Regions from separate parts of the Mus musculus genome. Here region 2 is linked to region 1. A link is a loop called in an ENCODE intact Hi-C map of the cell type or tissue named here. Cell type or tissue: heart. All regions are shown on one strand.

Region 1 (8,000 bases):
AGATGACAATTTCTATTTAGGAAAGCCACCACTTGAAACTTGCAAGGTGAGGTGGCGAGAAGACGGGTAGTGGAAACTATGGGAGAAGATTCTTTAGTTTCAAAGCTCTAAAAATAAAAATGTAAAGCCTTTTGCATTGCCGTGTAATTAGTTATACTGGCTCTGTGAGCACCTCCCACCCACCTGGGGACTTCCAAACCAGATGCACACCCCATCTGACCGACTCAAACCTGGGGACTTCCAAACCAGGTTTTACCAGTAGATTCGATCTACTCATCCAGTCTCTCTGAGTACAGGGGTCAGGAGTGGACAAAACTTCCACCCCCACTCCTTAATCTGAAGTCACTGATGGTACGGAAGGGAGACAAGTTGGGCTCTTAAAGGGGACATATTATCTGCAGATGTCCTCAGAGAGTCAAGGCCCGAAAATTCATGTGTTCAAGTTCTTTGTTCTAAACTATGTGACCTACAACCCCTGAATCCGGCCTTGAGCCATGCTGGGTCAAGAAAGCAGAGGCAAGGAGGCAGGCAGCTTATTGTCTCTTAATCAAGGGGACAGCAACGCCAAGGCCAAGAAGCTTTAATGGTAAAAGACAGTACTGGCAGAGCGACCGCATCAGCTGGCACAGCAGAATATTCTGATGTCATTAAGTGCAGTGTCATCTCGGAGGCCTCTTGGCTTCTGGATTTTGGTCTGCAAGCCACAGACACCTTTGGGACATGAGTTGCTCCACTCTCCGTAGTCTCCCCAGTTCAGCCCAGGCCCCTCCAGCTCCACGCCGTCTGAGCAACGGAAGCGCACGTTGTTCACTCCAGTGTTGTCCCCTGGGAATGTAAATGGCTCCACCCGGAGGCAGAAAGCCACTAAGAAGCTAGTGCCAGGACACCACAGAGGCTCACTCCATGAACCCCAGCTGCAAGAGAAGGAGAGTTGTAATGGTTCTTCAAGCACGTCCTACCCACCCTGGGGACTTCCAAACCCAGCACTGCCAATAAAGGATGGGCTAGATCTAATCTCCTGTGTTTCCCTGAGTACACGGGTGGACTTCCACCCCACACCTCTATAACCTTAGTGGAGTTTATCTCAGGGAAGGGCACTAACAGAAGGGAAGGGGTATGTATACCTTTGTCCTAGGAGAGTGTCCTTCCCATTCAGGAGTGAACCCAGAGCTTTACAAACACTAGATAAATGCTTTCTACCCCGTTGGGTCTTTGGTCCCTAATCTCACCTTCCGGACTGGGACTCCACGACGTGGGTGTTTTTCTGTGAGTTCCCTCGAGTGCAGTGTAGCCGGATCCCATTCAGAGCTGTGTCATCTCCAGGAATGCCTTGAGGGGGCTCCACCTAGGTCAGGAGGGAAGCAGAAGTGAGGTCCACTGAGAGGATTCTCCTTCTCACGTTCAGCTCTGCAATCTGGCACATCTTTGCCCTTTCTAAGACCCAGGTCTGAACCTTCACCTTGACAGAGAACCCACTGGCAAAGTATCCATCAGGACACATCTCAGGCCAGGCCCAATCACCCCAGGTACCACCGTTGGTCACGTCAACGATCGATGCATAGCGTGGTTCTACGTGAACTTGAATCTGTGCATGTCCATAGCACATCACCCCCAGCAGCAGTAACAGCCTGGCTCCAGCCTGCAACTCCATCCTGCATGACCTATGAATCTGGTCACTTAGATGGATTTATATCAGTCCTGGCCCTATCAAGATTCAGGTTGCAGCTCTCTACCAGCCCTGTCCTTTCATGGCTCAGATTGCGGAAGAATGACCAGGATTAAGTGACATTCAAAACTAATCTGCTCCAGTCCAGGAACCCTGAAGATTTGCGGCCCCCAGGAGTTAGGGAAGGGAGGGCAGTAGAAGCCACTGAGTTTAAATTAGGGCCTACTGAATACTTAACACTAGCTCCAGGTATATTTCATGTAATCACCGCAATGATTGTAGAAGATAGAAATTATATTTCCTAGTTAGTAGATGAGAGAGCTGTAAGTAACTTGCCACCCCCACCCCTACCCCAGTAAACTGAGGGAAATCCCAGCACTGGCAATGGAAGCCAAGGCTGGAGACTGCAGTGATTCTAGGAAAATTTGCCAGGGATAGGATTAGGCAGGAGACAGTGTGAGGATGAGAGACAACCCTACAGGATGTAGAAAAGAATACTGTTAACATAGATCACGGCTGGGAAGGATAAGGGCTGGGAAAAGGTCTTCTTAAGGCTGTGGCTCTGATTCTTTGAGAATCTTGGACACCAGATACACCCAGAGAGACAGGATCTTCCTCTGGAACCCAGGTTGTCCTGAAATACTGTATGTGGCAGTCGTTTTGTTTTGTTTTGTTTTGTTTTATCAAGATAGAGTTTCTCTGTATTGTTGGGAGCGACCCTGTTTGAATGTTAACTGCCTTGTCAGCCATAAGTGCTTGCCGGCACAAAGTCTTGGCCTCTGTGGGAAAGTACTAGCCCAGCTGAGTACAAATAGACATAGATCCTGAAGTCAGTGGAAAACAAAGAGCTATAAATCTTGTGGATAGGTGCCTATTAACCCATTCTGTTCTGATCTTCTTGCTGAACTGTTTACCCAGTCAACATCCTGTTCCTGGGAATAGGTGCACTACTCAGAGACAAAGCGACCCCACTTCACCCCCTTCCTGCTCCTATGAGTATATAACCTGTGTGGGAAAAATAAAAATTTGTCAGCTTGTCTTGTTCTTTGTATCTCTTTGTCCCCCCATTCTCTTCCAGGTGCCTCTCAAGTGCCTGTTCGACTGTCCCTCGGGTCGGGACACTGTATAGCCCTGGCTGTCCTGGAACTTACTCTGTAGATCAGGCTGGCCTCGAACTCAGAAATCTGCCTGCCTCTGCCTCCTTAAGTGCTGGGATTAAAGGCATGAGACACCACTGCCTGGCGTTAGCAGTCTTACTTAGGGTTTCTATTGCCACAGTGAAACACCATGACCAAAAGCAAGCTGGGGAAGAAAGGGTTTATTTGGCTTACATTCCCACTGTAGGAACTCTAGCATGGCAGGAACCTGGAGGCAAAAGCTGATGAAAGGCCATGGAGGGGTGCTGCTTACTGGCTTGCTCCTCATGGCTTATTCAGCCTGCTTTTTTATAGAGCCCAGGACCACCCACAACAGACTGGGCTCTCCCCCATCAATCGCTAACTAAGAAAATGCAGGCTTGCCTGCAGCCATATCTTATGGCACTTTTTCTTTTTAAAGATTTATTTATTATTATATCTAAGTACACTGTAGCTGTGTCTTCAGATGCACCAAAAGAGGGCGTTAGATCTCATTGCGGATGGTTGTGAGCCACCATGTGGATGCTGGGATTTGAACTGAGGATCTTCGGAAGAGCAGTCCATGCTCTTAACCGCCAAGACCTTATGGACAGGGACTGAGATAACTAAGAACAAATAAGGCTACTCTTCCTCTGCTTCTTGTATTCTTTAAGATACGATGAAACACCATTCACTATGTAGCCAAGGCTGACCTAGAACCCTTGACCCTTCTGTCTTGGCCTCCTGAGTTCTGGTGCTACATCCCCTTTATCTTGCCTTGCTTAACGGTCTAGAATCTTTTCCCAGAATGCCTTTCCTTCTATGACCAGCAGATGGACCCCTAATTCACAAAACAAGAAAACAAAACTTGGCTGGATTTGTTAGGGGGCACCAGCCCTGATCTGCTGACCTCAGACACATTCCTCTGTTTTTTAACACATATTTATTGTAAGGCAATTTGATTTAAGAAATATTCTAAATTTCTGAAAATGACCAAGAAAAGTAAGGTGCTTGGCCAGGCCTAGCGGCTCAAGTCCATATGTGATCACAGTGGCTCAAATAGCTGAGTCGGAGGATAGAAAGTTCAAAACCAGCCTGGGATATAGGGCATGATAATGCACGCCTTTTAATCCCAGCACTCAGGAGGCAGAGGTAGGCAGATCTCTGTGAGTCTGAGACCAGCCAGATCTATGTGGTGAGTTTCAGGATAGTTGGGGATATGTCTCAACAAACAAGTAAGTAAATAAATAAAATGAACCAGGCCTATGTAAAGAGACTGTCTCAAACAAGTAAATTAATAAATTAATAAAACGAATCAACCTGAACAGTTTAAATCCTGTCTCAAAAATAAAAAAGGGGGGGGGGGGGCTGGTGAGATGGCTCAGTGGGTAAGAGCACCCGACTGCTCTTCCGAAGGTCCAGAGTTCAAATCCCAGCAACCACATGGTGGCTCACAACCATCTGTAACAAGATCTGACGCCCTCTTCTGGAGTGTCTGAAGACAGCTACAGTGTACTTACATATAATAAATAAATAAATCTTTAAAAAAAAAAATAAAAAATAAATAAAAAATAAAAAGGGGAAGGGAAAGGGGGGGGGTCGATGATGTCTACAACCCAGCACTAGAGGTGCTTCCCTGGCCCCCTTAAAAAGTCAGAAAGCCATGGATCCAGTCTTCAACGTACAGAGTGCCTGTTGTCACCAAAGCTCACATTCCAGTGAGGAAGCCAGAAGGTTCTCCTCTCTCCCCAGTGAAGCTTGAGCTGTGCACACACAGACACACAGACACACAGACACACAGACACACACACACACACACAGTACTGGGGACTGCACCTAGAGTCTTGCACATTCCAGGAAGACACTACCACTGAACTATATCCCTAACCCATTTTATACTTTAAAAAAAATTTTTTAAACGATTTTTAATGTTGTTCACAGAACAAGGCTTGATTTGATTTTTATTATTTTAAAAAGCTTAATGTTTACTTCGTTTTCTGACTCTGTATTTGTGCTGTCAACACTTACACACTGGTTTTCTGCTCCTCAATAAGGAAAGAATGCCAGATCCTGTCATGGGCATATTTAGCACAGGTGGGGTCACCCATTGTTGTTGTTGTTTTAGGCAGGTTCCCTAGGACTTTAGTTCTCAGAGCACAAACTCCTCAAAGTCTGCCTGGGCACGCACCATGTGTGGATTTGGGTGCTTTTCTAAGTTTCTTGGAATAAAGATTAACAGGGGTTCTGGATAGCCATTTCTTGTTAGAGTCTGTATTACAGGGAAACCTACAATGGTATGTCAGATGCTGGGCCTAAACATTATCACTAGAGTTGGAGTGTCCCTTTTTATAAAGCATGTTAAGACAGAGTCTAGATAAGTTATCCAGGCTGGCCTTGAACTTTTGATATTCCTATCTCAGCCTCCCAAATACCTAAGGTTACATGAAGACCTGAGCTACTGTGCCCAGCTATGAAAATACTTTTGTATTCTGGGGGTCTAGTGTAGGGCCTGCCATAGGAAAGTAATGACTGATTTAATGAATGAAACGCTAAAGTGAAGCTCAAAAAATTAAATTATAATGTCCAAGAATCACTGATGGAAGGCCCCAGACTCAAATAGTGTGCAAAGGCAAAGAGCGTCTATTCTGCAGAAATTACCAGCATGCAGGGGTCACAACAAAATGGCAATGACTTGAGGGGCTTGCAAGACATCCTTTTAGGCAGGTCTAGGGGAATTTCCCAGAAGGACTAGGTAACCTCTAATATGATTGGTAAGGGTCAAAGCAGTAACATTAGTACCATTTTCATTAGGTGCTAGGTTAGTTCTATTATAATTGGTGAGACCCTGAAGATTTTTGGAAGCCAGCTCAGTTCTGGCTTTGTTATCTTCTTCAGCCAGGAGTCTCACAAGCAGACTCAGCTACAGCCTTATCCTCCCTAACTCAGGCCATCATTGGCTAAAGGTTCTTTGTCAGTGGCTCCTTCAGAGAAGCCCAGTAAGCTTCCTGGGGAATTGAAATTTTTATTCCCAAGGTTTCCAGACCTCTCGGCAAGAATGTAAAAAAAAAAAAAAGAGAGAGAGAGAGCCTAAAGCCCCATCCTCGAGCCTTAACAAGTAAGACGTATTGGGCAACTGTGGTCAGCTTTCCACTTGGAATGCTTTCACATGCGTTATCAATTGATCCTCACATGAGATTTACAAAGGCCCATTATCTGCAGCTTACAGTGGATTCGTGTCCAGATTTAAGGAGAACCCACAAGACGCTGCCTCTTACGACAAGCTAGCCCCACAGGTAAAGGCAATGCAGAGACAGGTCACATATTATGTCCCCCAAATCGTCATTATGTCTCTCACCCTAGGATCTGACCTCTAGGGCAAAGGACACAAGGGAGGGGTCCTTAATAGATTAATTATTAACTCTCTGCACCTCTGGACACCACGGGAAGGGAAAGGCCACCAACTAGCTAGGTGAGGTGCACCAGCGATGGTCATGGGGGTCTCACTGTCCCCAGCCCTGGGACGCTGGTTCCGCCATGCAATTCCCTTCGCTATCTTAACGCTGTTACTTCTTTACATCAGTATATGGTTCTTCTATGAGTGGCCCTTCCCCTTACCAGCTCAGAGAACCCAGCAGTCCGGCCTGCGGGGACTCAAACTCCCTTCTCCTTCTCCAGTCCTCGGCTCCCTGCTTAGTTTCCCGGCAGGGGTGCAGTCCTGCAATCCAGAGAGACCGCTACCTTCCCAGGTATGTTTGAGTTTTAAGGCCAGAGTCTGGGGACTCTGCAACAAAGAAACAGGGGAACCAGACTGAGAATCGAATGAAAGGAGGCTCCTCCCTCTCTGTTCCCTCCCCCCTTCAGATGTCAAGAATAACCAGGAGGAACCCCAGCTAAACCTGAGGGACATTCTTCAGGGCCCAACAGTGGCTAAGTAGGCCTAGCAGGCTAGGAACTTTTCATGTATCTCTTATATCTATCTCCCAGACTGGCCCAGCGGCCAGACCCCTAGTGGTCCCAGAGAAGGAAGAGCTTCCCTGTCTAGGGCCTCATGGGGCGCTGGGTCGCATGGTGAGCCCCTTCCTGGCCTGTATGAGCCCTGAAGGGGATGTGGCGTTGTCTCAGTATCTGGCAGGATGGAGAGAACTACTTAGGTGAGTGGTCTCCCTTCCCCAAGCCCATCTTCCTCCAAATGATTCTGTGGTTTCGCAAGTCATCTCCCCACTTCCACCACCAAACAGGTTCCTAACTCCCCTTGGCACTGTCTTCGCCTTTGCCACCAGCGAGGCCTTCAACAAGGTGACCGACCTCGAGGCTCGTGTGCACGGCCCCAATGCTTCACACTACACATCGCTGATGACTATGATCACATGGGAGCGGGGAGCAGGATTGCTACAGCGCCCGGGAACCGAACCTGGGCATTCAGCCGGGTCCTCGGGCTCTCGAACGCTACTTTTGTTGCATCGCGCGCTGCGCTGGTCCCAGCTCTGCCTCCACAGGGTGGCGACAGGGACGCTTGGAGGTCCAGATGCGGGCACGCAGTGCGGGGAAGCCTACAGCACCGCCCTGGCCCCGCACCATCCATGGCTTATCCGTCAGGCCGCTCGCCTGGCGATCTTGGCCCTCCCGAGTCGCGGTCGCCTGCTCCAGCTGGCGTGTCCCGGAACAGGAGAGGCGGACGCGCGGGTTGCTCTGGCCCGGGCCGCCGGCGTCCTGGAGGATGTGTACAATCGTACCCAGGGCCTGCTGGCCGGCCACGGCCTGCTCCAGCTGGCTTGATGGCCGCGGCATCAAGAGACCGACCAGAAAGGCATTTCTGGGAAGGGATGTACATACTCAGGGTTACCGGCGGCCTGAGAGTAGCTAGCGGTCCTCTTTAGTGAAGTCACCACAGTTAAGGCCCACCCCCAGCAGGGCAGTCTCAGTGATGTGTGAGATCCTCTCATCTTCAGCCTCTGGAAGCTGGAAGAAGCAATGAAGAATAAAGAATGCTTTAGTAGCTGTCGACATCCGGCGTTATGTATGATAACTGGAGAGCTAGCTTAAGGGCTGGGGGAGGGTGTGGGAAGACCTGTTATCCCTGCTCTTTGCATCTGAAGGACTCATATTCCCCTGAGCTCATTTCAGCTGCTCCATGGCTTCAGTTGCCAGCGCTTACCAAGTCTCAGTCCAGATCTGCCCTCCACACAGCCAACGCAGCATGTCCCGCCTGAGTGCTACTT
Region 2 (8,000 bases), 110 kb after region 1:
TCTTACCCACTGAGCCATCTCACCAGCCCTCATTTTACATTTCACAGAAAAGTTATGTTCAGCATTTGCTCATTTCTTTCCCTACCTGTCAAAGTCCCTCAGTCCTCTGAGACCAGCATGGCCCTGGGCCCTTGTCTGTCTGTCACACTCATTTGAAGCCTGTTTCTCCTGCTACCTACTAATTTCTCATTTTCCACTGCAGACCCCAGAAAGGATTTATGGAAGTGAACTCACCACCTTGAACACCATGCTGAGCGTCGCTCAATCTAGTCAATGAGTTAGGGGACTGTGCTAAATGCAGACATTTGTTCAAACATTAGTGGGCACTTACAACCCAGATACTATGATTTTACAGGTTAGTAGTTGCTTCTGGGTGCTAGAGCTATGGCTCAGTGGTTAAGAGCCGCTGTATTTCTGAAGGTCCTGAGTTCAAACCCCAGGAACCACATGGTGGCTCACAACCATCCGTAATGAGATCTGATGCCCTCTTCTGGTGTGTCTGAAGACAGCTACAGTGTACTTACATATAATAAATAAGTAAATAAATAAATAAAATCTTTTTAAAAAAAAAGTTGCTTCCGCTGAGTGGTGGTGGTGAAAGCAAGCACCTTTAATCCCAGCACTCGGGAGGTAGAGGCAGAGGGATCTCTGTGAGTCTGAGACCATCCTGGTCTACAGAACAAAGTCCAGAACAGTTATGGCTCCACAGAGAAACCCTGACTTGGAAAAAAAAAAACAAATCGGAAAAGAAAAAAAGAGGAAGGCCCTCACTTGATCCACTGACGAGCTTGCCAGGCTCCAAACCCATGGTCACAGGGACAGCCTTAGTAAAACTCAAACCAAAAAGACACAAATGGGGCCCAGTGTATATAACGTATATGTGTAAACGGTGGACTCAGGGTAAAGGTGCTGCCTGCAAACCTGAGGACTTGAGTTTGATACCCTGGACCCACATGAAGAAAGGAGCAAGTGGACCAACTCCTACAGTTGTCCTCTGACCCTCACGCTCCTGTACAGACACTCATTCCTGACCAAGTCCGTTCCTGAGCACGAACAGAGCAGGAAGGGTAATGGGGATAACCTGGGGTCTCTCCAAGTCTCCTAACCAGCTGTAGGTGTCGGAAACATGCCTGTGAGCCAGTCTTCGTTTTGTATTTGTATATTAGAAATTCCAGTTTCTCTGGAGGCTGACTTCCAAGCTAGCCACAAAGATCTCAGCTCAGCAGGAAGCCACTCCCTCCTCCGACTCCTTTTGGCCGGCCACTCTGATGAACAGCTGCGGCTGGCCCTGCCAGCGCAGAGGGCTGCTGCTTCTGATCACCCAGGACCTTCTCAAGGTGCCATCCCCAGCTAGTCACAGGAGAGCTCCCTCTGTGGATAGCACAAATAGCAGTCTCTCTTTCCCAGCAGGGGAAGTGGGTTAGCAGAGCCAGGCCAGGGAGTACCCAGTAGACACTAACCAACAGTGCTTCCCTGCTGGTTGGCTGTGTCCAAGGAATTTAGTAGAGTCTGGCCTGCTGCAGATACTTGATTGTTATCTACTGGGCAAAGAGACTAAATGAACTGCTGGCATCTTTTTACTGAGAATTATTCTCTCCAACCACAGGTCCAGAGATATGATTGTGTGATTATCAGAAGGAAATGACACTCACAGGCTTAAAGATTTGCATACTTAGTCTCAGGTTGGTGACCTATTAGGAAGAAGGTGTGGCCTTGCTGGAGGAGGTGTGGCCATCACTGCAGACTTTGAGGTTTCAAAAGCTTGCCAGGCTCATGCATTCTCTGGTCCCTCCCTCCCTCTCTATGTCCCTCCCCCACCCCTCCCTCCCTCCCTTGCCTCTTGCCAGTGGATCAGGCTATAAAGCTCTCAGCCATTGCTCCAGTGCCACATACACCTGTCTGCTTCTCACCATGATGATCACAGAGCGTGGCAGTGGAGGTACACACCTTTAATCCCAGCACACAGGAGGCAGAGGCAGGAGGATCTTTGTGAGTTTGAGGCCAGCCTGGTCTACAAAGGAAGTTCCGGGACAGTCAGAGCTATACACAGAAAGAAATCCTGTCTTTAAAACCAAAAAAGTATTTTAAAAAAAATAATACCAGAGAACTCGAGATACAGTTTTGAGAAAAGGCCTTTCAACAATAAAAATAGACAAGTGCCAAGTGTGGCTAAAGCCCACCTTTAATCCCAGCATTGAGAAATGAGGAGATTCAAAAGCAGCCTGGGCTACAAAGCAATACTTAATGTCCAAAAAATGAGATGAGAAGGCAAGAGAGGAGCACTCCGAAGTTCCTTTGGGGATCTGGGTACAAGCAAGGAGTTACCAGGCCAGAGCACAAGGGTTTTCCACTTTCTAGAACTCCAGTCCCAGGAGCTCCAGCACCCTCTTCTGGCCTCTCAGAGCCAGGCATGCACACCGTGCACAGATATACACACAGGTATTGTGGGGCGTTGGGCTATACACAGACAGTCTGATCTCCAGTAGAGCTGAGGTGTGGAACCCCGGGACCTGGTAGTGATAATTCACCTACATGGGACAGAAGGCGTTCTCTCTCTCATGTCTCCTGGAACTGTGGCTCCTGTCTAAGTTACCAACCCCTCAGCCCCGACAAGAGAAGCATGGTTTAATAGTCACGTAGGCAAAGTTCCAAGCTTCCGACCTTCAGGCTAGACTCCTCCCCAGTTACCTAGAAACAGAAAAGATAGCAGCATACTTTAGGAGGGGCTGTTTGGCCCCTCCTCGCTCTCTTGCTCCTCTTGTTCTTCCTTGTCTCTCCCTCTTACTCTAGCCTTTCTTCTTTCTCTCCCTTTTCCCTTTGTCTCCTTTGGCCACAGCCGGTCTCTCTCTCTCTCCTTCCACCTCTCCTTTCCCCCTGCCTTTCTACAATAAAGCTCTAAAACCATAGCCTGTCTGTTCATCCGCGCTTACTCTTGCCTGCGTGAAAACCTCTCTCCCTCAGCCCTCTCTCCCATAACCTTGGGGCTACAGGGTGTCGCCCCGGAACCCCCTGGTTTTGGGGGCTACCCCTTGTCCGCTCCCCATCAAGTGGGGTCAGTAGCTTACATGCCCACACGGGGCCGAGTGGAAAGTGTCTGGCAGACCTCCTGCATCCTCCTGCCCAGAGCATAGGAGGAACTCTGGCCGGGTGTGGGCTATCCTCCCTCCCCCTCCTTTCTCTGCCCCCTTTTAGTTCCCACAAGGTATAACAAATACAACAAAAAGTTTACAAAGAAAAAAGGTCCCCAGGTCTTCCCCAGTACACAAAAGTCTGGTCACCTTGGGTGAAGGATATTTCAGAAACAATTTCTCACCTCAGGTTAAAGGCCAAACACAAGATGATGTAATGTGAAGGGATGCCTCACGTCAATCAACAGCACCTGGACAGCACATCCATCCATGGGGAAAGCCAGGCACCATGACTTGGGTTTAGAGAATGAGGTGATGAACCTGCATGTGGAACCTGAAAGGCAGGAGGGAAGGGCTCAGAGTTAGAAAAACTTCTAAGAAATTCTAGCCAGCACGCTGGAATCCCAGCACTTGAGAGATGTAGGCAGGAGGATCAGGAGTTGAAGGCCAACCGTGGCTACATCAGACCCTGTCTCAGTTGAACAAACCAAGTAACCAACCGTAGTCCCCAAAGCAGTTTGAGGTAGGACTCAAATAACACAGGGATGCAGTAGGCAGATGGTGCTAACAATTGATGCTATGGCCTCAATGTGCTTTAATATGCTCACTATCAATACTGAATATTTATGCCACTCATTTGAAAGCAGATGATGCCAGGTGAAGTGGTATGGGTCTTTAGTCCTAGCAGAGACAGGTGCAGGGGGCGGGAAGGTGTCTCTGAGTTCTACAGCCTGCTCTACCTAGCAAGCTCCAGGTCAGCCTGAGCTATGTAGTGAGACCCTGTCTTAAAACAACCACTGCTGGGTGTGGTGGTGCACAGTTTTAATCCCAGCACTTGGGAGGCAGAGGCAGGCAGATTTCTGAGTTCAAGGCCAGCCTGGTCTACAAAGTGAGTTCCAGGGCTACACAGAGAAACCCTGTCTCGAAAAACAAACAAACAAACAAACACCCAGCTACAACGAAAACAAACAAACAAACAACAAAAAACAGTAAAGTAGACAGCCACTTTGGAAAGCTGGCAGCTTCCTACAGTGTTTTTTTTTTAATTTATAATTTATTTATTTTAACCTTTTAAAAATTAATATTTATTATATCCCAAATGCTACCCCTTCCCTAGACCCCCCTCACAGAGTCTCTCCCTCCATCCCCCTCCCCTTCTCCTTCATAGGAGTGCCCCCCTCCCAGGTAGCCCCCCACTCTGACATTCTTCGAGGCCAGACAAGGTACCCCTGTTGGTGAATGGATACTACAGTCAGGCTACAGCTTTAGGGACAGCCTCCACTCCAGTTGTTGGGGGCCCACATAGAGACTGAGCTGCACATCTACTACATACGTGCTGAGGGCCTCGTTCCAGCTTGTGTGTGTGCTTTGGTTGGTGGCTCAGTCTCTGCGAGCTCCCAGGGCTCCTTGTTAGTAGACCCTGTTGATGTTTCTATTGGGCTGCCATCCCCTTCAGTTCCTTCAATCCTTCCCCCAGCTCTTCCATAAAAGTCCCCGACCTCCATCCAATGCTTGGCTCTGTATATCTGCATCTGCTTCAGTCAACTGCTGGGTAGAGCCTCTCCGAGGAGTTATGCTAGGTTCCTGTCTGCAAGCCTAACAGAGTATCACTAATAATGTCAGGGATCCCCACTGGGTCCTTCACAATCATCTGTGACTCCAGGGGATCCTATGCCCCCTTCTGGCCTCTGCGGGCACTGCATGCACGTGGTGTATTCAAGAAAACACTAAAGCATAAAATAAATACAATCAAAGAAGAGGAGGAAGAGGAGAACAAGAAGGAGGAGGAAGAATTATTACAGTGGATTCTATATAAATTAAGTGATTGGCACCTATGTCAATGAGTTACCTTAATATTATAAATATGTCCATTCTCCCTAAGGTAATCTATAAATACTTTTAAAAAGAAACTTGATACTCATTTAAAAATATACATACATACCAGCATAAAGGTTCATGAAGAGCTTTGTCAGTTTTGAAAAGGACCATAGGAGGGACTCAGCCTACCCAATATTAGAACACCTCACAAAAACAGCAGCAACACTGTACCAGCAGGAGTGCCAGTTCCCGGGTCCTGGGAAGAAGGAGGGGACTCTGGACATCAGTGGGAGAGGCCATTATCAACACAATGAGCAATGGCATCTATGGTGAGAAAGCAAGCAAGCTACTCCCACACTTCACACCAGATAAAAAGCAAACCCAGGTGAATTAGAGAGTACCAAAGAAAACTAGAACTAACTGAAGAGACTATAGGAGTCTTTTGTGATTTGGGGGTGGGATTTTTTTTTTAAAACAGTGTACCAAAACCACTGCCATAGAAAAAAAAACATGGGATAGGGTGGTGGTGGTACACTCCTTTAAACCCAAAGCTCAGGAGGCAGAGGAGAGGGGCAGAGGGGCAGAGGGGCAGAGGGGCAGTGGAGGGGCAGAGGGGCAGAGGAGGGGCAGAGGCAGAGGCAGCCAGGGTTACAAAAAGAAATCCTGTCGTGTGTGTGTGTGTGTGTGTGTGTGTGTGTGTGTGTGTGTGTGTGTGTGTGTTACTCAGTCCTCAAGATGGGATGCTTCAGTGCTCCCAATCCGGTGCTGGAAAGTTGAAAGCTCTTTGAGAGCTGCTGGTCCCTATTCCACTATGAAGGCTTGGAATGGTGACTCTGCTATCAAGGAAGGGAGCAGCAGAAGCAGAGACAGGAATCGGGCAGGAAGGCCAACCAAGCACTAGGCAAGAGAATGAATGTCCTTCTGAATACCCTCCGTATCTGGACTGCTGCCTGACGGTCCTGTTCACAATCGGGGCAGGTCTTCCACTCTAGTCAAGGCAGTCAGGACAGATCTTCAGGTGAAGCTTTCTACTCAGGTGATTCTCATTTGTGGCAAGCTGACATTGAAACCAGTCATAATACCTGTAATCCAATTCAGGAGACTGGCGCAGGAAGATCCAGCCCTATGACCTTGAGACTAGTGTGTTCAAGGTCAGCCTAGAGGCAAGACTGAGACTGTCTTACAAAACAAATAAGGCCATAGATGGGTCAGACAGGCATTCGATGCACAAGCCTGAAGACCAGAGTTTGACCTTTGGAACCAGTAGAGCAACAGAAACGAGAGACTCAGCAAGGTGAAAGATGAAAAGCAACTCCCAGAGTTGTCCTCTGACTCCACACACGCAGTGTGGCATGCAGATACCTATACACACACACACACACACACACACACACACACACACTCAGCAAATTAACTTTAAAACAACAAGCCCTTCAAATGGGGATAGTGTGAGGACAAGGTGTAGCTACGAGTGTCTTCCAGTTTCAATGGTAGATCCATCAGGATTTGACACCTGAGGATTTAGATTTAATAGGCTTACAAGATTAGGATTTTAGTTGCTGCGCCAACAAAACAAAACCCAGAACAACAACAACAACAACAAAAACTACAAGCATGGCCTTTAATCCCAGCACTTAGGAGGCAGAGACAGGAAGACAGGAAGACAGGAAGATCTCTGTGAGTTAGAAGTCAGCCTGGGGCTGGTGAGATGGCTCAGTGGGTAAGAGCACCCAACTGCTCTTCCGAAGGTCCAGAGTTCAAATCCCAGCAACCACATGGTGGCTCACAACCATCTGTAACAAGATCTGACTCCCTCTTCTGGAGTGTCTGAAGACAGCTACAGGCCATATAGAGGGCTATGTAGTGAGAGAAATGAGAGGGGTTGGGGACAGAGACAGTGACAGAGTCACAGAGACAGAGAGACAGAAAAACTGAAAGGGAAAAAAAGGAAGAGGGGAGCTGTTTAGAAAAAAATAAGGGCTGGTGAGATGGCTCAGTGTGGTAAGAGTACCCGACTGCTCTTCCAAAGGTCCAGTGTTCAAGTCCCAATAACCACATGGTGGCTCACAACCATCCGTAACAAGATCTGACGCCCTCTTCTGGTGTGTCTGAAGACAGCTACAGTGTACTTACATAAAATAAATAAATAAATCTTTAAAAATAAAAATAAAAACACGGGCAGTGATAGCACATGCCTTTAATCCCAGCACTTGGAAGGCAGAGGCAGGCGGATTTCTGAGTTCGAGGCCAGCCTGGTGTCCAGGACAGCCAAGGCTATACAGAGAAACCCTGTCTCGAAAAAGCAAAAAAAAAAAAAAAAAAAAAAAAAAGCTGTGAAATTTGAAGAAAAGCTTTGGGCTGGTGAGATGGCTCAGCGGGTAAGAGCACTGACTGCTCTTCCAAAGGTCCTGAGTTCAAATCCCAGCTACCAAATGGTGGCTCACAACCATCCATAATGAGATCTGACGCCCTCTTCTGGTGCGTCTGAAGACAGCCACAGTGTACTTACATATAATAAATAAGTAAATCTTAAAAAAAATAAAATAAAAACAAAGAAGACATTAAAACATGTCTGCTTTTTTTTAATGGTGAAGTAGGCCTAGATTTAATGAGGATCTTTAGAGGCCTTTGTGATAACAGGAGGCCCACACAACTTGGAAACCCACAATGATGGCTACAGGGCTCTTAGACCACCAGATGACCCCAGAACTGGATTCCTCTGGCTTCTCCCGGCAGCTGAACACTGTGACTCTGCTTTCTTATCTTTAATTAGCTGCATGTAAATCTTATTGGGAAATCTTGACTCTGTGAAATCCTTGGGCAGCAAGTCCAAGGATGATGTCTGGTCTTCTCAGAAGCATTGCTAATTCCAGATGTTTAGTCCATTATCCTAGCAGCAGACATGGTGTTGGAACAGTAGCTGAGAGTTACAGCCTGGTCCTCAGTCAGAGGGGAGTGGGAGTGGGGGGCGAGGTGGGGTGGGATTTGAGGATTTTTTTTAAAGATTTATTTATTTATTATATGTAAGTACACTGTAGCTGTCTTCAGACACTC

Evidence for each region. Peaks named below come from ENCODE experiments on the same cell type or tissue, not always from the same donor. Only the 100,000 strongest peaks of a DNase experiment are listed, where the experiment ranks them.
Region 2: it touches region 1 in a loop (2.8-fold over the local background); 15 of 42 quality-filtered maps call a loop at or near these places.

What each region holds. Positions count from the first base shown.
Region 1 is chr11:70,512,952-70,520,951 of GRCm38, forward strand. It overlaps Vmo1 (vitelline membrane outer layer 1 homolog (chicken)), which reads right to left and starts at 1,665. Exons shown (of 3, transcript NM_001013607.1): 1 at 1,460-1,665; 2 at 1,230-1,345; 3 at 565-914. The coding sequence starts at 1,651. The coding sequence ends at 617. It overlaps Gltpd2 (glycolipid transfer protein domain containing 2), which reads left to right and starts at 6,258. Exons shown (of 3, transcript NM_146020.1): 1 at 6,258-6,527; 2 at 6,766-6,932; 3 at 7,020-7,785. The coding sequence starts at 6,267. The coding sequence ends at 7,557. In heart, CTCF peaks have their summits at 3,617 (motif pointing right) and 7,267 (motif pointing right); DNase peaks (open chromatin) are centred at 710, 1,540 and 7,500; H3K4me3 peaks cover 1,303 bases; H3K27ac peaks cover 1,010 bases; H3K27me3 peaks cover 767 bases.
Region 2 is chr11:70,620,863-70,628,862 of GRCm38, forward strand. Gm12315 (a long non-coding RNA gene) reads right to left here. Exons shown (of 3, transcript XR_001780246.2): 2 at 3,314-3,462; 3 at 2,168-2,688. Among named protein-coding and RNA genes, the nearest start is that of Chrne, 5.7 kb to the left of the region's middle. In heart, CTCF peaks have their summits at 2,405 (motif pointing left) and 4,814 (motif pointing left); no DNase peak of the experiment used is centred here.